2 separate regions of the Homo sapiens genome follow, and region 2 is linked to region 1. The links are chromatin loops, found by intact Hi-C in ENCODE. Cell type or tissue: PC-3. All regions are shown on one strand. Links, peaks and the distances in the headings refer to the core of each region. The heading gives the core; the rest is flanking DNA. Region 1 overlaps FAM193A (family with sequence similarity 193 member A). Region 2 overlaps FAM193A (family with sequence similarity 193 member A).

Region 1 (5,374 bases), core at 270-5,269:
ACTCCCAACCTCAAGTGATCCACCAGCTTCGGCCTCCCAAAGTGCTGAGATTACAGGCATGAGCCACCCCACCCAGCCCAGATTCAACTATTTAAAAATTATTTATTTTTTGAGATGCAGTCTCACTCTGCCACCCAGGCTGGTGTGCAGTAGCACAATCTTGGCTCACTGCAACCTCCACCTCCCAGGTTCAAGCAATTATCCCTGCCTCAGCCTCCCAAGCAGCTAGGACTACAGGTGCCCGCCACCACACCCAGCTAATTTCTGTATTTTTTAGTAAAGACGGGGTTTTGCCATGTTGGCCAGGCTCGTCTTGAACGCCTGACCTCAGGTGATCCGCCCACTTTGGCCTCCCCAAAGGGCTAGGATTACAGGCATGAACCACCATGCCCAGCCTAAAATTTAAAACTTCTATTTGATAAACATTAAGAAAATGAAAAAAATGACAAAAAAAAGTGAAAAATGAGAAAAATAGGAAAAAGATATACAACTTGACTGAAAAAATTGGGCAAAAGACTTGAACGGGTTCTTCACAACAGATGACCCAAATGGTCCATAGACATAAACATATGTCACAGATATCACAGATAAATTAAATCATAGTACCACCATTTACCCACCAGAGAGGCTGAAACAAAAAATTAGGACAAAACCCACGCTCAGCCAAAAACATGAAACAATGGGAACTCTCAAGCACTGCTGGTAGAGTGAAAATAGGTATAACCACTTTGGGAAATAGGCATTACATGAAGACTGTGAAAATACATGTAGACTATGACCCAGTAATTCCTTTTCTGGATATCTATCTTTCCTCATATTAAGTCCTGTATGCACCAAAATACATGTACAAGAGTATTCATGCCAGTCCCAAACTGGAAATAACCCATAAACTGTAGAATGAATGAACAGTCATCTATATGGTGAAATACTATACAGGAATTAAAATGGATAAACCATAGCTAAGTTCAAAACAAATAAATCTTTCAAATATTGTTGGGTGAGACAAGTTATATACCGTATTCAGTATGGATGCTTCCATTTATATAAGGTACAAAAACAGGCAAAACTATAGTGTTGGGATGTTTAGTTTTGGTTTGTTTTTTTTTTCCTTTTTTTGAGACAGAGTCTTGCTCTGTCGCCAGGCTGGAGTGCAGTGGCACGGTCTCGGCTCACTGCAACCTCCGTCACCTGGGTTGAAGCAATTCTCCTGCCTCAGCCTCCTGAGTAGCTGGGACTACAGGCACACACCACCACGCCCAGCTAATTTTTGTATTTTTAGTAAAGATGGGGTTTCACTATGTTGGCCAGGATGGTCTCGATTTCTTGACCTCATGATCTGCCCACCTCGGCCTCCCAAAGTGCTGGGATTACAGGCTTGAGCCACCGCACCCTGCCATTTAGTATGTTTAACGAAAGGAAAAGAAAGGAAACTGTAATCGAGTAGTAGCCTTTAGCAGGCTTTTGGAGTCCTGGTAATGTTCTATTTCCTTATCTGAATGGTGCTTATACCAGGGGTCAAATTAATTTGCAAACCTGTACATTACTTTTATGCATTTTTATAGTATTTAACAGTAAGAAATATTCTTTAGAGATGGGTGTTTTTTTTTTTTTTTTGAGACGGAATCTCACTCTGTCGCCCAGGCTGGAGTGCAGTGGCACAATCTTCACTCACTGCAACCTCTGCCTCCCAGGTTCAAGCGATTCTCCTGCTTAGCCTCCTGAGTAGCTGGGATTACAGGTGCGAGCCACCAAGCACCGCTAATTTTTTTAAGAAATGTTGTTTAAAGAACATTGTTAAAGGACAAATGAACAAGGTGATTCCATAGGGAGAGATCTCTCAATAAATGGTACACAACTGGATATGAATATGGAGTGGGGGACACCTCCAACTTCACCTCACACCATACCCAAAATTAAGTTGAAATAGATCACAGACCTATATATAACAGCTAAAATTATAAAACCTCTAGAAGAAAACAAAGAAGAAGGTTTTCCCAACCTTGGAGTAGACAAAGATCTCTTGAGACCCCAAAAGCACTAATCATTAAAAAAATTGGTAAACTGGACTTACACCAAAAAACTTCTGTTCCTCAAGACATGGCTGCTTCTGTCTTCTGCCCTAGGATGAAGAGACCTGGGACAGCATAATGCTCAACCTTACAGTGCAAAACAGCCAGACTAACTTCATATCCATGACTGTTTCTGAACCTGCTGGAGAGCTGTGGTTACAGAACAAACACTGGCCCATAATCTTAAGTGCCTTCAGGGAAAGAAAACAAATACACTCACCTGGGGTAGACACAATCAGACACACTAGTAAGAAGAGTTCAGCAAGAATAAAAGACAAATTGCGAAAGGCTGAGTACAGGCTGTCAGGACAATTTCTGGCAACTGCAGAAACTGGGAAAGCCTGCATTACTTTGCAGGCTCTTTCTCCGTGGCACTCATGAGGCAATCACTGAAAAGATCTGAAAGAGCCCGAAGAAGCAAAGACAGTAGCGCAGAACTCAGGGAGGGGACCAGAAGCCAGGAAGGAGGGGAAAGAAATTCCACTCAAATCCTTCCTCTCAATCTCCACTCAGAAACAAAAGTCCTAATTTGGGGGCAGCAGGGGGAAGGGAAGAGAGGGACAGGAGAGACCTAGTCCTGCAAAAGGGGCAGGATTACACACTGAGTCCAAAATTATAGCCAGGGAAAAGGCAGAAGAACTGAGACAGCTGCACCTCTGAAATCCAGGGTTACCAGACATGTCTAAAACTGAGACTTGGCCGGGCGCAGTGGCTCACGCCTATGATCCCAGCACTTTGGAAGGCCGAGGCAGGCAAATCACCTGAGGTCAGGAGTTTGGCACCAGCTTGGCCAATGTGGTCAAAGACAGACAGGGTTCTGTCTCTACTGAAAATACAATAATTGGCTGGGCATGGTGGCAGGTGCCTGCAGCTACTTTGGAGGCTGAGGCAGGAGAATCGCTTGAACCCGGGAGGTGGAGGTTGCAGTGAGCTGAGATCGTGCCACTGCACTCCAGCCTGGGAGACAAGAGCAAAACTCCGTCTCAAAAAATAACAACAACAAAAAACTGAGCCTTAACCAGAAAAGGAGGCAGCATCTCACTACCGCTACACACTTCCAAGTCAAAAAGCTTCAAACAACAGCCAACAGCAGAATACAACTGGGAGAAGAATATGCAAAGAAACCTCCTGTGAAATACAACAAAGAAAGAAGACTTAAGACAGAATTTCAAACACTGCCATGGTAAAACACTCCTCATCCTAGATCCAAGCCGCCTCTACAAACATTCAAAGCCTGTGCTGCATAACACACAGCAAATAATAAACTGAGGCCAACTCTAAACAGCAGAAGAAATAACGGTTGAGAATTTTCCAAAATTAATGACAAACACCAAACTGCAGATCCAAGAAGCACAGAGAACGTTAAAAAACAACAACAAAAAAACACCTGGTCCTATCACTTCTTTACTTCTGAAAACAAAAGACAACTGGATACACAACTAATTAGGACAAAAGTCATGCGCAACTAAGACTATGAAAATAAGAAAGAAAGAGAGAGAGGAGGGAAGGAGAAGGAAGGAAGGAAATAAACACTGACCAAGTACGATGGGGCTCGTGCCTGTAATCCCAGCACTTGTTGGGGTGAGAGGATTGCTTGAACCCAGGAGTTCAGGAGTAGCCTGGGCAACATAGCAAGACCTCATCTCTACAAAAAAGTTTAAAAAATTAGACCACACTTGTGGTCTCAGCTACTTGGGAGGCTGAGGTGGAGAACACTTGAGCCTGGGAGGTCGAAGCTGCAGTGAGCTGTGATCATGTCACTGCACTTCAGCCTGGGCAAAAGAGCAAGACCTTGTCTCGAAAAGAAAGGGGGCTGGAGGAGGAGAGGAGAGACTGAAAGCAGCTAGTGATAAAAGAAACATTACACATGGAAGAACAAAAACAATTACAGCAGGATTCTTGTGAGAAGCCATAAAAACCAGAAGAGAGTAATTTCTCTAAAATCTTGAAAGAAAAAAACAGCTTTTAACTACGACTTCCATACCCAGAAAAAGAATCTTTTAAAAGTAAAGGAGAAGAGCCAGGTGCGGTGGCTCACGCCTGTAATCCCAGCACTTTGGGAGGCCGAGGCAGGCAGATCACGAGGTCAGGAGACTGAGACCATCCTGGCTAACATGGCGAAACCCTGTCTCTACTAAAAATACAAAAAATTAGCCGTGCATGGTGGCGGGGGCCTGTAGTCCCAGCTACTTGGGAGGCTGAGGCGGGAGAATGGTGTGAACCCAGGAAACGGAGCCTGCAGTGAGCCTAGATCACGCCACTGCACTCCAGCCCGGGCTGGAGCAAGACAGAGCGAGACTCCGTCTCAAAAAAATAAAAACAAATAAATAAAATAAAGGAGAAAGACTTTCTCAAACAAAAACAGGAAATTTATTGCCAGCATACCTAACCCACATAAAATGTTGAAGTATTTCAGAAGCTGGGCATGGTGGCTCACGCCTGTAATCTCAGCACTTTGGGAGGCCCAGACAGGCGGATTGCCTGAGCTCAGGAGTCGAGATCAGCCTGGGCAACATGGTGAAACCCCATCTGTACTAAAATACAAAAAAATCAGCCAGGCGTGGTGGCATGCACCTGTAATCCCAGCTACTCGGGAGGCTGAGGCAGGAGAATTACTTGGACCTGGGAGGCGGAGGTTGCAGTGAGCCAAGATTGTGCCCCTGCATTCCAGCCTGGGTTACAGAGTGAGACTCCACCTCCAAAAAAAAAAAAAAAGAAAGAAAGAAAATATTTCAGGAAGAGAGAATATGGTATCAGAACAAAACCTAGATCTACAAAAGAAATGGCAATCCCAAAAATGGAATAAAATAAATCAGTGGTTTTTTTTTTGTTGTTGTTTTTTGAGACGGAGTCTTGCTCTATCGCCCAGGGTGGAGTGCAGTGGCGCAATCTCAGCTCACTGCAACCTCCGCCTCCCGGGTTCACGCCATTCTCCTGCCTCAGCCTCCCGAGTAGCTGGGACTACAGGTGCCCGCCACCACACCCGGCTAATTTTTTGTATTTTTAGTAGAGACGGGGTTTCACCGTGTTAGCCAGGATGGTCTAGATCTCCTGACCTTGTGATCTGCCCGCCTCGGCCTCCCAAAGTGCTGGGATTACAGGCGTGAGCCCGGCCAAATCAGTGGGTTTTAAAAAACTTATAAAGAACAGAGGTTTATTTGGCTTACAGTTCTGTAGGCTATACAAGCATGGCACCAGCATCTGCTCCACTTCTAGTGAGGCCACAGGAAGCTTTTACTCATGGCAAAAGGCAAAGAAGGAACAAATGTATCACATGGCAAGAGAGTGAGGAGCCAGAGATAGAG
Region 2 (5,374 bases), core at 277-5,276, 51 kb before region 1:
ATAGCCTGGTGAGGTGTTTCCTAGATGACTAGAAGCATAACTTAAGCCTAGTGACAATTTTATTTTATTTTTTAGATTTCTTTTAAAAAAATATTGAGTGATTGGTCAATTGACTGAGACAGGGTCTCACTCTGTCGCCCAGGCTGGAGTGCAGTGGTGTAATCTTGGCTCACTGCAACCTCCGCCTCCCAGGCTCAAGCAATCCTCTTGCCTCAGCCTCCGGAGTGGCTGGGACTACAGGTGTACACTATCACGCTCAGCTAATTTTTGTATCTTCTGTAGAGACGGGATCTCACCATGTTGCCCAGGCTGGTCTTGAACTCCTGGGCTCAAGTAATCCACCCACCTTGGCCTCCCAAAGTGCTGGGATTACAGGTGTGGGCCACCATGCCCACTCCCCCAATTTTACTTTAATATTTAAAGTAAATACAAAAAATATGACTCATTATCCTGTTTGATCCCCCAGGCAGTGTGGAATAAACCTCACGTGAGGGCATTCTCCAGTAAAGTTGCATTTCTGAGAATACCTTTCTATGTCCAAGAGTATCCAGTGAGTTCAGCAAAAACAAGTAGAATGGGGGTGCTGTTCAGAAGAGCTAACTAGCTGGCAGAGTTTGCACAGCAAATTAACATGTTGCTTCAAAGAAAACAAGTGACACAATCTGTGGCTAATCATAAAATCTAAGCTTTCAAGCAAAAAAGAAAACTTTAGAAAATTTGCATTTGCTGCTGTTGGCTTGAAAGATCCTACACATTTAAAGAGCTTTCTGATGAGATCAGTGCTGATATAAACAAATATCATTTTTTATATTAATAAAACTGTCAACATCCAGAAGATACTCAGTGAATCAATATTTGCAAAATGACCTATGAATGACACTAGCAAACCATGTATAAGTAGAGAATCCATTCATGGGGTGAGCTGGAGCCTGTGGATTTTAACGGAACAGAGTAGGGTAAGTTCAGTGATACAGTTTCAGACTCTACATCGCAACTAACCATTAAGAAACTCTCCCGCGTTGGTGTACTCTCAGAGAAGATCTATCAGGATTTGAAGAGGCTATTAAAATATTCTTCCTGGCAGGGCACGGTGGCTCACGGCTGTAATTCCAGCACTTTGGGAGGCTAAGGCAGGCGAATCACGAGGTCAGGAGATCGAGACCATCCTGGCTAACACAGTGAAACCCCGACTCTACTAAAAATACAAAAAATTAGCCTGGCGTGGTGGCACCCACCTGTAGTTCCAGCTACTCGGGAGGCTGAGGCAGGAGAATCACTTGAACCCAGGAAGCAGAGGTTGCAGTGAGCCGAGATCATGAGGGACACAGCGAGACAGAGCGAGATTTTTTTTTGAGACAGAGTGAGACTCTGTCTCAAAAAAAACACAAAAAGACAAATTATTCCTTTTTCCAACTAAGACTCCGTCTCAAAAAAAAAAAAATTCGTCCTTTTTCCAACTACATTATCTGTAAAAAGTTGAATTTTCTTCAATAACTTCAACCAGACAACCTATGACAACAGACTGAATGCAGATGAGACTCCCACTGCTTTTACAGAGAGATCTGGAGAGGTGTGAGTGACCCACTCTTCTTAAGAAATATGTTGGCCGGGTGCGCTGGCTCACGCCCATAATCCCAAAACTTTGGGAGGCCGAGGCGGGCAGATCACCTGAGGTCAGGAGTTCGAGACCAGCCTGGCCAACATGGTGAAACCCCATCTCTACTAAAAGAAATACAAAAAAATTAGCCAGATGTGGTGGCAGGCACCTGTAATCCCAGTTATTTGGGAGGCTGGGGCAGGAGAATCGCTTGAACTGGGGAGGCAGAGGTTTCAGTGAGCCAAGATCTCACCACTGCACTCCAGCCTGGGCAACAATGTTTTATTTTGGAAAATAGTTATTTTTACATATGTAATTTATGTTACATTATCTAATGTAAAAGTGTATTATTTGTTACATTCTCTAATATATGTTAAAATATGCAATTTATGTAATCTAATGAGAGTTTACATTTTTAAAATGACAATAAGCATTTAAAAAATTTTCTCAGTTTGAATTTCAATACAGCAAGTACTGATGTAAGTCTGCATAAAAAAGCACACTTCGGGGTCCTAAATTTTTAAGTATAAAGGGGCCTAAGTCCAAAACTGTTGAGAATTACTGCCCTGAGACACCGAGTTTATCTTAAGCTGGTGCTGCATAGATCACTGGATGGCAGTGTAATAATGTGGCTATGAATTTGTGAAGATTTTTGGGTCCTGATTGGAATAACCCAACCATAAAAAGAGATTGGCTGGCATTAGTCGGTAAGAAATTACTATTACCGTCAGTCTTCATGGATGTGACAATGGAACTGTGGCTACAGAAGATAATGGATGACTATTTTTAGAGACACTTATTGGAATATTCTAAGACAAAAAGCACATTGTCTGGGACCCATACTAAAATACTGCATCAAAAAGAGGGAAGAGAAAGTGGAAGAAAAAGAAGGCATAATGAAGTCAGAGTGGCAAAATGCTGATTAACTGCGCATCTGGGTAAGGAGTACATAGATTCATTGTAGTCTCTACCCAGAATCCAGAATTACACATTATAACATCTCACAGACCATTTTCAACAAAGTCCTGTGTTTTGTGTTTGAGATCACTTTTTCTTTGATGTTCTGTAGCTGTCATTATACTATAACCAGAGAAGGATTTTTCAACATCTTACTTGGGAAATCTGATACGTTTCCTTGCTGAACACTAGTATTTTTCAGTAATTCTGAGAATTTCTCAGCTATCATCTCTAAAAAAAGTTTTTGTTTCTAGTTTTGATATTTTTTCAAATCTGAATTATCATTCTTTAGAGTATTAATCCTTAACTCCCAATTTCAAACTTTTACAAAGCTTCTTTAAGCACAGTTAACAAAGTTACTCTATATTCTTTTTTGAAAATTTAAATATCTTTGTTATGTGATTCTGTCTACTGCTTCTGCTGGCTTTTAACTGTGCTGTCATGAACCTTGTGTTTTATGACTTTTTTTACTGTGAGCTGCTCATTTGGGGGGATTTTATCTATTCGAATTCTCTGAGGTCAGATTGAAGGTTTCCAGAGGTGATCTGCATGCTGCCTGACTTTACCAGCAATCCTGGACCACTGTAAAGTAACTTCCAGGCTTGGGCTGTTCATACCACACCAACATTTATTCACACTCCAGCTCATGTGGCAGCTGGCTGACAGCTACCAAGTCTCTGGGAAGCTGTACTCCCTGCATCTCCACCCCAAGGCCACGAGAGCTGCAGATCCCTGCTGTCCCTTTCGGTGCTCGGAGTTTCCACTTCAACCTTACTAGTGTCGTCACTTACAGTCCCAGCATTATGTGCAGACCCCATCCTGGGCTAGGTTGTCTCTTGTCTCCCAGGATCAGAAGAAATACCCACAGCAAATGCTGACTTTCAAGCCCATGTATTTCTCAGGATTCCAGCTTTCAATTGGTTTTTCACCACTACGACTTACTCCCTTTCATGCCATCTCAGCCATACACTTTAAAAGATTTCATCTTTTTTTTGAGACGGAGTTTTGCTCTTGTTGCCCAGGCTGGAGTGCAGCGGCCCCATCTCGGCTCACTGCAACCTCCACCTCCCAGGTTCAAGCAATTCTCCTGCCTCAGCCTCCCAAGTAGCTGGGATTATAGGCGCGTGCCACCACGCCAGGCTAATTTTTTGCATTTTTAGTAGAGACGGGGTTTCATCACGTTGGCCAGGCTGGTCTCTAACTCCTGACCTCAGGTGATCCAACCACCTCGGCCTCCCAAAGTGCTGGGATTATAGCCGTAAGCCACCACGCCTGGCTTATTTTTTTATTATCTAGTAAATTCAGTTGTTTCCCTTGGAGGAAGGAATAGTTAAGGGTATCTAGTCTGCTGGACCCCTAGAAATCAATGTGGGTATTTCTATGTGTAAAGGAAGTGAAAAAAGACACTAATCAAACAGCTTCTGGGTGTATGCATTTTTTTCAAGCCACAAGAAATTATTTCTTTTTTATTTTGTTTTGTTTTGTGTGTGAGACAGAGTCTCGCTCTGTTGCCCAGACTGGAGTGCACTGGCACAATCTTGGCTCAATGCAACCTCTGCCTCCCGGGTTCAAGTGATTCTCCTGCCTCAGCCTCCCGAGTAGCTGGGACTACAGGCGCCCGCCACCATGCCCGGCTAATTTTTGTTATTTTTAGTAGAGACGGGGTTTCATCATATTGGCCAGGCTGGTCTTGAACTCCTGACCTCAGGTGATCTGCCTGCCTCGGCCTCCCAAAGTGCTGGAATTACAGGCGTGAGCCACCGCACCCGGCCTCAAGCCACAAGAAATTATTTCTATGTCAACTGCTAGGAATTTGCTCTAATAAATATGGTTCAAATTAATTTTTGTCAGCTTCATAAAACAGTATCCTACAGTAACTATCTGAGGAGGTGCAGACCTCGCCAGCATTTTCTGGAGAGCAGCAACAGCTGCTGTCTTCACTACCAGAGTCTCTCTGGGCACCAGGTTTAGGTGGGCTGGAGAGCATCCTTCTTAACCTGAGCCAGTGTTCTTGTAGAAGACAGAGGAGGGGCTCTGGATTTGAACCTCTGAAGGGCAGGCAGACTCTCAGGTAGAGACGGGGAGGCTGTGCTGCGAGAGATGCCAGAGGAAGGACGAGGTACCAGAAGGAAGCCTGGTGGCACTACCCAGTGGACTCAGACCTTGAAACAGGATAACTGCCCCCCTGCCCCACCCCCACCCCTCACCCTACCCATTCACCTCGCTACCTCTTCTCAGAATAGATACCTCCCCATGGCTTGGCGCAGTGAAGCTTGAGGAAGTCTGTGAACCCCCTGAAATGACTTACAATTACATGTATGTAATTTTTTCTTTTCTTTTTGAGATAGGATCTCACTCTATTCCCAAGCTGGAGTACACTGGCTCACCACAGCCTCAACCCTGAGCTCAAATGATCCTCTTGCCTCACAGCCTCTTGAGTAGCATGCGTCATCACGCCTGGTTAATTTAATTTTAAATTTTTTTGGTATAGGTGGGGTCTCCCCATGTTGCCTAGGCTAGTCTCAAGCTCCTGGGCTCAAGTGATCCTCCCACTTTGGCTTCCCAAAGTGCGAGGATTACAGGTATGAGCCACCACACCCGGGCTGTATGTAAATTTTTCTAAGAGGGTCCATCAACTTGAGAATCAGATAAAGACCAAGGCCAATGCTTACTGTATTTGTTTCAAAATGTAGGTTTACCACTAAGAAAGCACCCAAAACTGATGCTCAGCCCTCTCGCCATGTGATGCCCTGTACCACCTTTGGACTCTGTTCAGAGTCCAAGTCCCCACCTGCAAGAAAGCTCTCACCAGATGTGGCC

What was found. A loop is a pair of places that touch in the nucleus more often than their neighbours do. Peaks named below come from ENCODE experiments on the same cell type or tissue, not always from the same donor. Only the 100,000 strongest peaks of a DNase experiment are listed, where the experiment ranks them.
Region 2: a loop joins it to region 1, with 1.9 times the contacts of the local background. A loop is called at or near these places in 2 of 110 quality-filtered maps.

What each region holds. Positions count from the first base shown.
Region 1 is chr4:2,580,666-2,586,039 of GRCh38, reverse strand. The region is part of intron 1 of FAM193A (family with sequence similarity 193 member A); the gene reads right to left. Among named protein-coding and RNA genes, the nearest start is that of FAM193A, 47 kb to the right of the region's middle. In PC-3, for the core only: no CTCF peak of the experiment used is centred there; a DNase peak (open chromatin) is centred at 2,259; H3K27ac peaks cover 655 bases.
Region 2 is chr4:2,632,068-2,637,441 of GRCh38, reverse strand. The region is part of intron 5 of FAM193A (family with sequence similarity 193 member A); the gene reads right to left. Among named protein-coding and RNA genes, the nearest start is that of FAM193A, 98 kb to the right of the region's middle. In PC-3, for the core only: no CTCF peak of the experiment used is centred there; no DNase peak of the experiment used is centred there; H3K27ac peaks cover 301 bases.